3 separate regions of the Homo sapiens genome follow, and regions 1 and 2 are each linked to region 3. Evidence: chromatin contacts called from ENCODE Hi-C or POLR2A ChIA-PET data. All regions are on one chromosome and are shown on one strand. The core of a region is the stretch at or near the end of the contact, and the rest is flanking DNA. Distances in the headings are between cores, read along the strand shown.

Evidence for each region. Hi-C counts contacts between places; a loop is a spot of excess contacts on that map. ChIA-PET counts read pairs that join two places held with the same protein, here RNA polymerase II (POLR2A). Pooled maps may share reads with other maps.
Region 1: a loop to region 3 is called in a map of CD8-positive, alpha-beta T cell, with 2.8 times the contacts of the local background. The contact joins the promoter of CMTR1 here to the promoter of PPIL1 in region 3. A Hi-C loop is called at or near these places in 4 of 168 maps with a recorded cell type or tissue (CD8-positive, alpha-beta T cell, dorsolateral prefrontal cortex and naive thymus-derived CD4-positive, alpha-beta T cell), 2 of 37 single-sample maps with no recorded cell type and 11 of 50 pooled maps. POLR2A ChIA-PET finds 5 or more read pairs at or near these places in 2 of 52 experiments (CD4-positive, alpha-beta T cell and activated naive CD4-positive, alpha-beta T cell).
Region 2: a pooled map shows a loop between it and region 3 (5-fold over the local background). The contact joins the enhancer-like site here to the promoter of PPIL1 in region 3. A Hi-C loop is called at or near these places in 4 of 50 pooled maps. POLR2A ChIA-PET finds 5 or more read pairs at or near these places in 2 of 52 experiments (CD4-positive, alpha-beta T cell and WTC11).

What each region holds. Positions count from the first base shown.
Region 1 is chr6:37,431,623-37,435,132 of GRCh38, forward strand. It overlaps CMTR1 (cap methyltransferase 1), which reads left to right and starts at 1,599. Exons shown (of 24, transcript NM_015050.3): 1 at 1,599-1,755. It overlaps LOC107986531 (a long non-coding RNA gene), which reads right to left and starts at 1,601. Exons shown (of 2, transcript NR_171666.1): 1 at 1,429-1,601; 2 at 606-1,313. RefSeq lists enhancers at 1,281-1,782, 1,475-1,754 and a silencer at 1,755-1,944.
Region 2 is chr6:37,515,175-37,518,614 of GRCh38, forward strand. The region is part of intron 1 of LINC02520 (long intergenic non-protein coding RNA 2520); the gene reads left to right. Among named protein-coding and RNA genes, the nearest start is that of LINC02520, 9.5 kb to the left of the region's middle. RefSeq lists enhancers at 149-933, 934-1,718, 1,591-1,640, 1,731-2,110. Within about 2 kb of position 1,522, at least 20 of the 41 ENCODE cell types and tissues checked have a DNase peak (open chromatin) inside an H3K27ac peak, as active enhancers do; they include CD4-positive, alpha-beta T cell, where a contact is called at or near this core.
Region 3 is chr6:36,873,088-36,876,407 of GRCh38, forward strand. PPIL1 (peptidylprolyl isomerase like 1) reads right to left here and starts at 1,716. Exons shown (of 4, transcript NM_016059.5): 1 at 1,630-1,716. The coding sequence starts at 1,685. It also overlaps a transcript of C6orf89 not described here. RefSeq lists an enhancer at 1,707-1,936.

The DNA of each region.
Region 1 (3,510 bases), core at 349-2,848, 560 kb after region 3:
TGATAGTGGAAGGACAGAGTGCTTTAGGAGCTCAGAGGTGGGTCTCCCAACCTAGATTTGTGACATCAGGAAATATTTCGAGATAGGGACACTAAAGTGACTCCTGAGGGATAAATGGACATTAGCCCAGCAAAGAGGAGAAGCATGATCCAGGCAGGGGGCTGAACTCTTAAGAGACATGGCATGTTTTGTTTTGTTGTGTTCTGTTTTTGAGATGGAGTCTGGCTCTGTCGCCCAGGCTGGAGTGCAGTGGTGCAATCTCTGCTCACTGCAACCTCTGCTTCCCAGGTTCAAGCGATTTTCCTGACTTACCCTACTGAGTAGCTGGGACTATAGGTGCGCACCACCACACCCAGCTACTTTTTTTGTATCTTCAGTAGAGACGGGATTTCACCATGTTGGCCAGGCTGGTCTCGAACTCCTGACCTCAGGTGATCCATCCGCCTCAGCCTCCCCACGTGCTGGGATTACAGGTGTGAGCCACCGCGCCCGGCGGAGACACGGCATATTTGATAAACTGAGAAGAGTCAGCATGGGGAGAACTAAGGGATAGCAGTACAAGGCATACCTGAAGAAGGGGTCATGCTGGAGGGTCTCAGAGGCCATTTTAAGGACATTAGCTTTATTCTAAGAGCAATGGGACATCATTGATGGATTTTAATCATTGTTGGGTTGTGACAGGATCAGGTTTAATTAATCAATTTTAAATTCCCTTCTTTTCACAGGTGTTGAAAATTATAAAAATCACTTTGGTTTTGTGAAGAACGCATTAGAGGGATCACAACTGGAGACAGTCACGGGAGTTTGGAGTTACTGGAGAAATTCTGCCGAGAGGGGGTAAGTGCATGAATTGTGGCAATGGGGATGGGGGTGAATGGATGGATTTGAAAGACAATTAGGAGGTAAGCGCAATTAAGTGTATGAGAAACTTTGGGGTATGAAGAAGAGGGAGATTCCTCAGATTTCTAGCTGGACCAACAGGATGGATGGCAGCGCCCTTCACCAGGAAAAAAGTGAGCTGATGGAAGAACATAAGGTGAAATTTGAATTCATGGGGTTTGAGGTGACTGAGTGAGGATGTCCAACAGACGTTTGGCCATATTGGCCTGAAAATCAGAAGAGAGGTTTGAGATGGAGAGCCAACTGTGCCCATATGGTAAGATGCTACAGGCGGCATTCCTTCTGTCCTCCCGTCCTTCGTTCAAAATCTGTTGAGATGTCCCATAGGCTGGATGTTGGGGATACAGCAGGGAACAAGAACACTGCGTTCGCTCAACCAGTTTACCATCTACCTCTCTGAACTTGTTCTTAGTCTGTAAAATGAAGATAATGATAAGATTAAGTAAGATGAGGTCGTGTGAGGGCACCTAGCACTTACAATTTTTGTATTGGTTTCTCTTCCTCAGAGCCAAAGGAGGAGATAGTTACTTTTGCTTTTGCAGCCTTTTCCGGGCGGCTTTTCCGCGCAGGCGCCCCTGGACCTCCCAGGTTGAGAGGTGGAGCGGGCCAAACCTCAGCTGCCTTTCCCGGGGCCGGGACCCGGCCGGGGGAGGACCGAGGCGCGGCGCTGTCCGTGACGTCATCAGGCTGCGCTGCCCGCAGTACTGGACCCGAGCGCGACGGTGCGGCTGGCGGACCCGGGCTGGCTTGTGGGGAAACGAAACTGAGGGAGGAGGCGGCGGCTCTGGCAGCGGCGGCGACAGTGTCGGCCTGACCCCCCCTCCGCTCCCCGGCAGCTCGCTCTCTCCCCTCAGCGTGAGTGCCGACGCGCGGCCCGGGGGGAGCAAGCGGGCGGGCGCGCGGGCTCAGCATCCTTCTCCCCTCCACCGCCGCCTGGGCCCCCCGCCCGCGGTTATGGGTCTCCTCGCCTTCTGGCCCCTTATGTCTTCCCTCCTCCTCCCACCCCCAACGCCGGCTCCCTGGAGCCCGAGCTGCCGCTGACACACGTCTCTGCGCACACATTCACACGCTCATGTTATCTTCAAATGAAGGGACTGGCCGGGAGACATGGGAGCTTATCTCTTCTCTCTGTGATTAGGGGTGGCAGTGCCAAACCGAGGCCCAGGGAGAGAAGACTGCAGAGGGGATTTGAACCCCTTCTGTGCGGAAGCAGCAGGTAGAACCAGGCCGCTTGCCTTCCGCTTAGAAGTTCCCTGCCAGAGCATTCTGCTGGCATGTGTGGGTCACTTGAGCAGGGCACTGGTTAGCTGTGTGGCCTTCACCTCTGTGGCCGCAGTCTTTTCCCGTGGAAGATGATAGGGTTGGATGAGATGATTTGGAAGGCCCAAATCTAAGGTGATGTGGTTTGGGGAGGAGCATCCGCCTCTCCTGCCTTTCACACAGCTGTTCAACAGTCCGCTTTGAGTTTGCTGTACTTCCAGTCTCCCCCCGAGTCACTTAAGAATTAAAAGCTTTTAGCGCTTGCAATGGCTAGAAGCAAGCTCTGTGATGAGCCTTCCTTTATCTCACCCTGGGGGCCTTTTGGGGGTATTTAAGACTACGGCTTAAAGTGAAATGTGGCTTAGCTTGGTCTTGCTTTCTGTTTGCTCAGTGTCTCCGGTTCTTCCCTGGGACAGCCCCTGCCTGTATCTAGTAAGAGGCTGCTTTCTCAGGAAGGTGGCGGTTGTGCATTGGGTTGATTGGCTCTTCCTTGAGTTGGAGAGAACTGAAACATGTGATCCAGGGTTTTACGAGGTTGGGAGCATCAGTGACACTTTTGGGTTTCAATACTTTCTTGCTGTACCTCGCCTTCCCTAAGGATTGTTTCCCAGCTTGTCGCCCACCCTGTATTGAGTCCTCTTTTCTGAGTTCTCTACAGCCAATCAGTTGTGTGTAAGCCACACTGTATTCACTACTTCTCTTGCTTGCTCTTTAACTTGATAATTCGTTAAGATTTCAGGGTTTCATAATCACTTCATTCCATCTTATTTTTTTCTCGTGCTTATCTCTCATGTACCTAACCATGGGGATGGATGATTGATGGTGGCATGGTGCCTGTTTCTTTCTTTTTTGTTTTTTTGAGACGGAGTCTTGCTCTGTCGCCCAGGGTGGAGTGCAGTGGTGTGATCTCGGCTCACTGCAACCTCCGCCTCAGCAATTCAAGCGGTTCTCCTGAGTAGCTGGGACTACAGGCATGTGCCACCACCCGGCTAATTTTTGTGTTTTTTTTACTAGAGATGGGGTTTCACCATGTTGGCCAGGCTGGTCTTGAACTCCTGACCTCAGGTGATCCGCCCACCTCTTTCTCCCAAAGTGCTGGGATTACAGGCGTGAGCCACCGCGCCCAGCTGGTTTCCACTCTTTTTTGTGGAGGTGGATTTCTGTCCTTAAAATTGTTGTTTTCGTAACTGAGTTCTGTGGTATAGCTACCTCCAGTCCCAATAACTTTCCCGCTCTTGTGTTTCCTCGGTCTTAAGTCATTTCACTGCTTCCATTCCCTACTCTGCTTAAAAACTTTCCCAATTCTTTCATGTTTTCAAACATTATGAAGTAAACCAAAACCAGTATTTT
Region 2 (3,440 bases), core at 272-2,771, 640 kb after region 3:
TTGTGAATCTGAGAGCCCGGATTCCCTCACTGCAACTCCGGGAAGGCAGGAACCATATCTGTCTTCCTCAGTGTCACCACCTGACACCTTCCTCAAAGGTGCTTTGGGACACAGCATATACCAATGACTGCTAGACTCTGTGGAGGAACGTTAGAATGTTCTCAAAGGTCTTGACAATGTTCTGTGGGCCTAGTGGGTCACCAGAGTTTCCCAGCAGGTGAGTTTCATGGCCAGAATTCTCCAAGCGTCCTGGGGTGTTTGGGGCTGGCTGGCATCTTCCCTTGCTTTTTTTTTTTTTTTTTTTTTTGAGATAGAGTCTCACTCTGTTGCCCAGGCTAGAGTGCCATGGCACGATCTCAGCTCACTGCAACCTCTGCCTCCCAGGTTCAAGCAATTCTCCTGCCTCAGCCTCCCGGGTAGCTGGGACTATAGTGCACACCACCAAGCCCGGCTAATTTTTGTATTTTTAGTAGAGACGGGGTTTTGCCTTGTTGACCAGACTGGTCTCGAACTCCTGGGCTCAAGTGTTCTGCCTGCCTTGGCCTCTCACAGTGCTGGGATTACAGGCGTGAGCCACCATGCCCGGCAGCATCCTCCCTTCTTTCTGCAGTGTTTGCTGAGAGCTCTAGCAGCCTGATGAGCCCCCTCCCTGTGGGCTGGAAAAGAAAGTGTGGACCCTGGCTCATCAGCAGCATGAGATATGGGATGCAGCAGGGTGACGCTTGAGAGGCCTGCTTCCCCAGCTGCTGGGCACCATTCGTGCCCACCCGGTGGGGGAGAGCCTGCGGGTCATGGGCCTAGCGACAGCCTAGCATCAGAAGGCCCTGAGCAGACTGATCTCCGTCGCCTCACAAGACAGGTCACTTCCCTCCTGAGCTTCCAAGCCTTTACCTGAGCTGTTTTCTTGTCCCTTAAGTCTGTTGGTATTGAAGTCTGGGCGGCCTGACAGCCCTGGCAGGCAGCCCAGAGGCCAGCGCCCCAGGCAGACACTCTCTCTGCCTTATTTATGCAGCTTCGCGGCCGCTGCGATTGGGTGGCATTTGTGAGCACAAAAGAGAAGACTCGGGCATTCAGAAGGCCCTTTCAGCAAAGGGCGCCACAGGCCTGCTGGCTGGAAATTCTCCTGAGATCGGTTGGAGTCTATTTGCAGGCATGCAGGCATTTCTGTTTGCTTCCTGACCCTGGCCTCCTGGGCACTGGGGCGGGGAGGGGCAGGCCTCTGCATTCGGGGACAGGAAGGAGGGGGTTGGCACAGAGGTTTCTGCCAGAGCCTCCCTGCCTGGAGGACCTGGCCTTGTGGTCTTCCCCAGGCCCATGTGCCCTGCTTGCCTGCTCTCTCACCAACAGGGTGATGAGGTGGCATCCACTGGGGTCAGTCCTGTGCCACCTGGCCTCCCCCTCCCTGCCTCTGCAGCCCGCTGAGAAGTGAACAGAAGCTGCTGCAGTGTGGCTGGGAGTCAGCTAGGAAGGGCCAACCCCCTTAACTGGTGCCCCACGTGACTGAGGCTCCTTGGTCACATCATGATCTGTGGTACCCAGATCAAAGGTCCTGCCAGCAGTGCACCAAGCCCTCCTCTTGGCAGGAAGCAGCAGACTAGAGCAAGTGAGGGAGAGTCGAAGCTGGCGGGGGGGTTTTCCCAGACAACAGCCTGTCCCGTGCTGCTCCCTGCCAGCCCCAAATCAGGAGTCCCCCCACCCCCGCACCACCGTGTTTCTAGTCCTGAGAGTGATGGGCTGGGGGATGGAGCCTCTGAAAATTCCACGAAGGTATGGTGCCCGGTCCAGGCATGCCCTGTGGCCGTCTGTTGTTGATTTTTAAATCTGTTCACCCGGGAGTCCTAGTTCAGCTCAGCAGACAGCAGTATTTGCTTATTAATTTGTTTATTGATTTACTGGGCTGTACTTGGGGCTTCTCCCGGGAAGGACTCCAGACGCGCTGTGCCGCCCAGCATCCAGCCATCCGTCAGACTCAGGTTTGAGCTTAAGATGCCACAAGGCCTGCAGCGGGCAGACCTAGAGACAGTGCAAAACTCCCGGAGGATGGACTGGGCCATGGGGCACTGGAGAGACTGAGGGCAGTCGGGGAGGAGGGAGGCTGCCTGCAGCAGCTGCAGGACACAGGCACGCGGTACCGTGTGGGAATGGCGCCCCTGGAGTTGTGCAACTGGGCACTCCTGGTTTGGGCCTCTCCCTATAGAGCAAGGGTAACAGATGTCTTCTCAGGAGAGGCCCTTCTCTGTCTCAGATCGTATTTAAGAGGCCTCCTTCCAGAGGCAGGGGATGGAGGAGAAAACCAGTCCAAGGTCTTCGGTGCCCCAGAGGCTCAGATTCATGTCTTCGGATGGGTTTTCCAACGTGCCAGGATTAAGTAAGGCGAGGGGTGTTTCTAGCAACAATTCTCTCAGCTCTTGCATAATAATGCTACATTTTTTTTAAAAACCTCTGAGGACACGTCTGTGGCTTTGTCGCCTTTCTGAGGCATATGCTGACTACAGATTGTGGCAGCAGGATGGAGGGGAGGGGAGGAGAAGCGAGAGGAGGCCGCAGTGTCAGAACAGAATTCTGTCACGGATGTAGAAAGAGCCTTGCCTGAGGACTTGTAAGAGCGAGGTGGCTATGAATGTGGACTTGGCATGAGGCAGACCTGGCGTGAATCCTGGCTCCCTCATTTATGAGCTGGGCAATCTCAGGCAAGTTACTTACCCTTTCTGTGCTTCATCTCATCCATAAAGTGAGAGTCAGCTTGTCAGCCTCATAGGACTGATGTGAGGGTTATAGACGAGACAATGTAAGAAACACATTAGTATATAATTAGTTGCTACCTCCTTATCACACATGTAAGATGGGTGATGTGATGCTTCCTGACGGAACTCTCATCCCTGAAATGAAAAGAGGGCCATGTCTGAGTAAACCCAAGGCTTCCCTTTTCAGATCCGCCTTTCTCTTTGGCTGCTCTGGACTTCCCTGGGCCTCCCTGGTGCTGTTATGTTTCCCTTTCCCTCCATGTCCAATATTAAAACCTCCTGATAGGTCTACAAGCCAGCATGGATGAACAGGAGGCCTTGGAGGATGCTGGGTGTGGACATGGGTGCTCAGGTCAGGAGAGGGAAGGGGCGGTGGGTGCCCTCAAACCCCGCTGCCTTGTGAGAGTGGAGCATGCAGGCTGAGGAGTCCCACTGCCCAGGCTCCACTCCTAGCCCTGCTGGGCACTGCCGTGCATCCTTGAGCAAGCAGCCTAATCTCCCTGTGCCTGGTTTCTGTATCTGTGTAAGGAGGCTATGATAGTACTGCACTTAGCTCGGAGGGTCGTGAGGGTAAGCCAGCTAATGCGTGTTACACACTTAAAATATGAAGCACCCAGTATAGTTCCAAGTCCTCCCCAACATCTGCCATCATTCCTACCCCCTCCCTGAGCACACCACACTCTAGCCATGTCCAGT
Region 3 (3,320 bases), core at 466-2,965:
TGTGGTACTCTTTCCCTCATGAAGCTTACATTCTGGAGGATATTTTCAAAATACAGAAAGTAGCCTTTTGGAAAGACAATCAGGAAGTACGTATACAATTCTGAAATGTGCATACCTCAGTAATTTCAACTTCCAAGTATCCTCTAGGAAAATATACAAAAGTGCCTAAGGATACAATATGTGCAAGGATGTTCATCTCAGTATTTGTCATAGCCAAAAAAAAAGGAAGCAACTTAAATGTCCTTGAAATAGGAAATGCCTAAAATATCAACTATCCATACTATGGGCAGCTACCTGAATTACTGAGTGAAAGAAAACCAAGTTACAGAAAAAACATACATACAGTATGATCATATGATCCCATTTTTTTGTTAAAAAAACATGAGAGAGGTTTATATGTACATAGAAAAAAGTCTGGACAATCATCCAACAAACTGTTGATGGTGTTTTCAGGAAGGAGGTGACTTTCACTTCTTACTCTGTATGTCTACATTGCTTGGATTTAACAATTTATTTTGTAACTTTAAAAAATACCAACAGGAGAATTCAGAAATTACAGGTTGGAGCCTGAAGATGTAGAATTTTGCCATATAAGGTGGGGAAGATGGCCAGGGAGCATGAAATGAACAGCATGAGCAAATAGAGAGAGGACTGACAGAACTCTGCTTTAGCTGAAAGCAGCAATGGGCAAGAACAGAAAGGCAGAGGACCTTGGCTGGTCCCTGGCTGTTGAGGGGAGAATGGCAGGTAGACAAGGGCCAGATGAAAAAAATCACCTTGAATGTCAGGATTAATACGTTTTTACTTTATACTGTTATAGCAGCAAGACGTTATTAAAGGTTTTTTGAGCAGGATCCCTTCCTTGTCCTACTTTGTAAAGATCACTTTGAGCTTTTTCCAAAGAGGCAATGGAATGAATAGAGCTAAAGGATCTAGCAAGGTGAGACGAGCACACCAGGCTCCAAACGAGGTTCTTCCAGTTACTAGCTGTGTGGCTTTGGTCAAGGCTTTAAGCTGTAAATTCCGGCGTTTCCTCCTGCTAATATTGAAAGGGAGAAAGTTAAATAATACCTTCATGATTTGAGTTGCTAAGATTAAACTAAATGAGATGACATACAGCGGGGCATGGCGCCAGCAGGTTGGTTACCACATCACTCTTTGATAGTGGGGAAAATGTGCTTCTTCCTGTATTTTACTGGAATTTGTTTCTACAACTGTATTACTTATCACGTAATGTTTACATGTCTGTCTCTTTCATTATACCGTAAGCTCCTAAAGGCAGGGCTGTCTGTGTTTTATCTACCTCTGTATCCTCAGAACTCATATTCCATATGCCTGGCTTGCGGACTCATTACACGTTTGTTGAATGAATGAATGAATGAATGAGCGGACTGGGGGAAGGAGGACAATCAGGCAGCTATTGCTGAGACCTCAGCACAAGACCCCGCGGAGCTTGGACGCGGGCGATGGCGGTCCCCTCTCAACCCTCTGGGGGCCGTCTCGGCCGCTGCTCCACGCCCCTCCACGTGGAGGCCGGCCTCCCGGAGGAACGCGCCAGGAACGCAGACCCGTGGTGAGGCCCGGGCTCCGCGTCTCCTCTGCCAGCCCCAGACGCCCGAACCCCCTCACCTGGTCTCCAAGTAAACGTTGGGTGGCTGCCAGGAATCTGGGGGAATTGCCGCCATAGCGAAGCCGGCGGCGGAATGCTTGTCTAGTAATTGCTACTTCCGGCGTCGATTAGCTGGGGACCCGTCGCTGCTGCACACTTCCGGTCCGTTCAACCCTTTCGATACCAGGATTTGGGTGGCCAAGACAAGGAAGAGGACGGTCCCTTCTTCCAATGCCGGGAAGCTGGGGTGGGAGACGAGAAGAAGCTGGGCTCAAGAACAGAGGAAAATGCAAACTTCATTCGCGGTGGTCTCCAAGTGGCGATACCGCGCCACTCTGGGCGATCTGATTGGTTCGTTTAGGCATGGAAGGCGGGAACAACCAGAAAAGCTGCGCTCTGGTTGGAGTTATGTCCTAATATTAAATTCGAAGAATTTCTTAGTCTCACAATTGGGCAGGGACGGGAAGGGGAGGCAGAGAATGAAAGAGGGTAGTTTAGAGATGCCAGTAAAGAATTTTTGTAAGGCGCTGTACGATGTACACAGTGCTTGCACTTTCTTATCTCATCTACTCCACAAAACAATTCTATAAGTAGATAGTATTATTACCATTTTTCAGATCTGAAAATAGACTCGGCAGTTAATACTTGTTTTTCCATAGTCATAAAGCAAATCTGAGCCTGCAGAATCCAAAGACGAGGAGTCTGAGGAGAAAAGAGAGGGAAGGGGCAGGAAGAAAATAGGAGATAAAGAAAGGAAGAGACAGGAGAAAACAGGACAAACGGATCAGAGCAAGAACAAGGCTTAACATTGGCTGGGATAGATGGTACCTGAAAGTTGTTAGGAGGGTTTGCGCAGGGCGCGAGGAACAGAAGCAAATTAGAGGAGCTATAATGTTTGGAGGGAGGACAAAAATGAAATAGAGTACCTAAACTTAACGCTGTAAATGCTTTGCACACCACTTAATAATGATGGTTGAATGTTTACCATGTGCCAGGCATCAAGCTAAGCATTTTATTGCGTATTTTCACGCTTAATCTTCAAAATCCCACAAGGTAGATATTACTATTCCCATTTTACTTTGAGGAAGCTGAGCCTTACAGATTAAATAACTTGCTTAAAGTACTACAGCTGGTGCACTTGTGCTCTTAACGACAGTTCAACTGTAATGTCCCTAATTGTCAACAAGGAATAAGGATGTACAAGGTTGTAAAGATAAACTAGACAGCTCCTTGAGAGAGGAGCTGGGCCTCCTTCATCTTTGTGCTCTTCTTGCACAGTACAGAGCACAGGGTGCTCAGCTTTGCTGAATGAATAATGAACGGAACACTACATTTTAAACTGATAAATGCTAAAGTATAATTTTTACACCTCCTGCAGTTTCAAGTTCATGCCCACCTTGTGGCCCTTGAGCTGGATGAAAAAGTCTTAATCCTTGGTCTGTTTAGTCTGTTGTTAAGTTGCCTTTCTCTGGACTTTATGTAGTTCTTTACTGTGTATCTCGGGAGTCATGTGCCATTCCCAGGCTCCAATGTCTGAATATTGAAAAGCCACCCCCAAGATCATGATCACTTTCTTCCTAAATCTTTTACTGCAGCTCCTACCAGTCACTTGGCACTGAGGAGACAGAGATGAGTCTCACACACACAGTGCCCTGCCCTAAAGAAACTCACATTCTAGGAGAGATGGGCAACTAAATACGTAGCTGTAGGA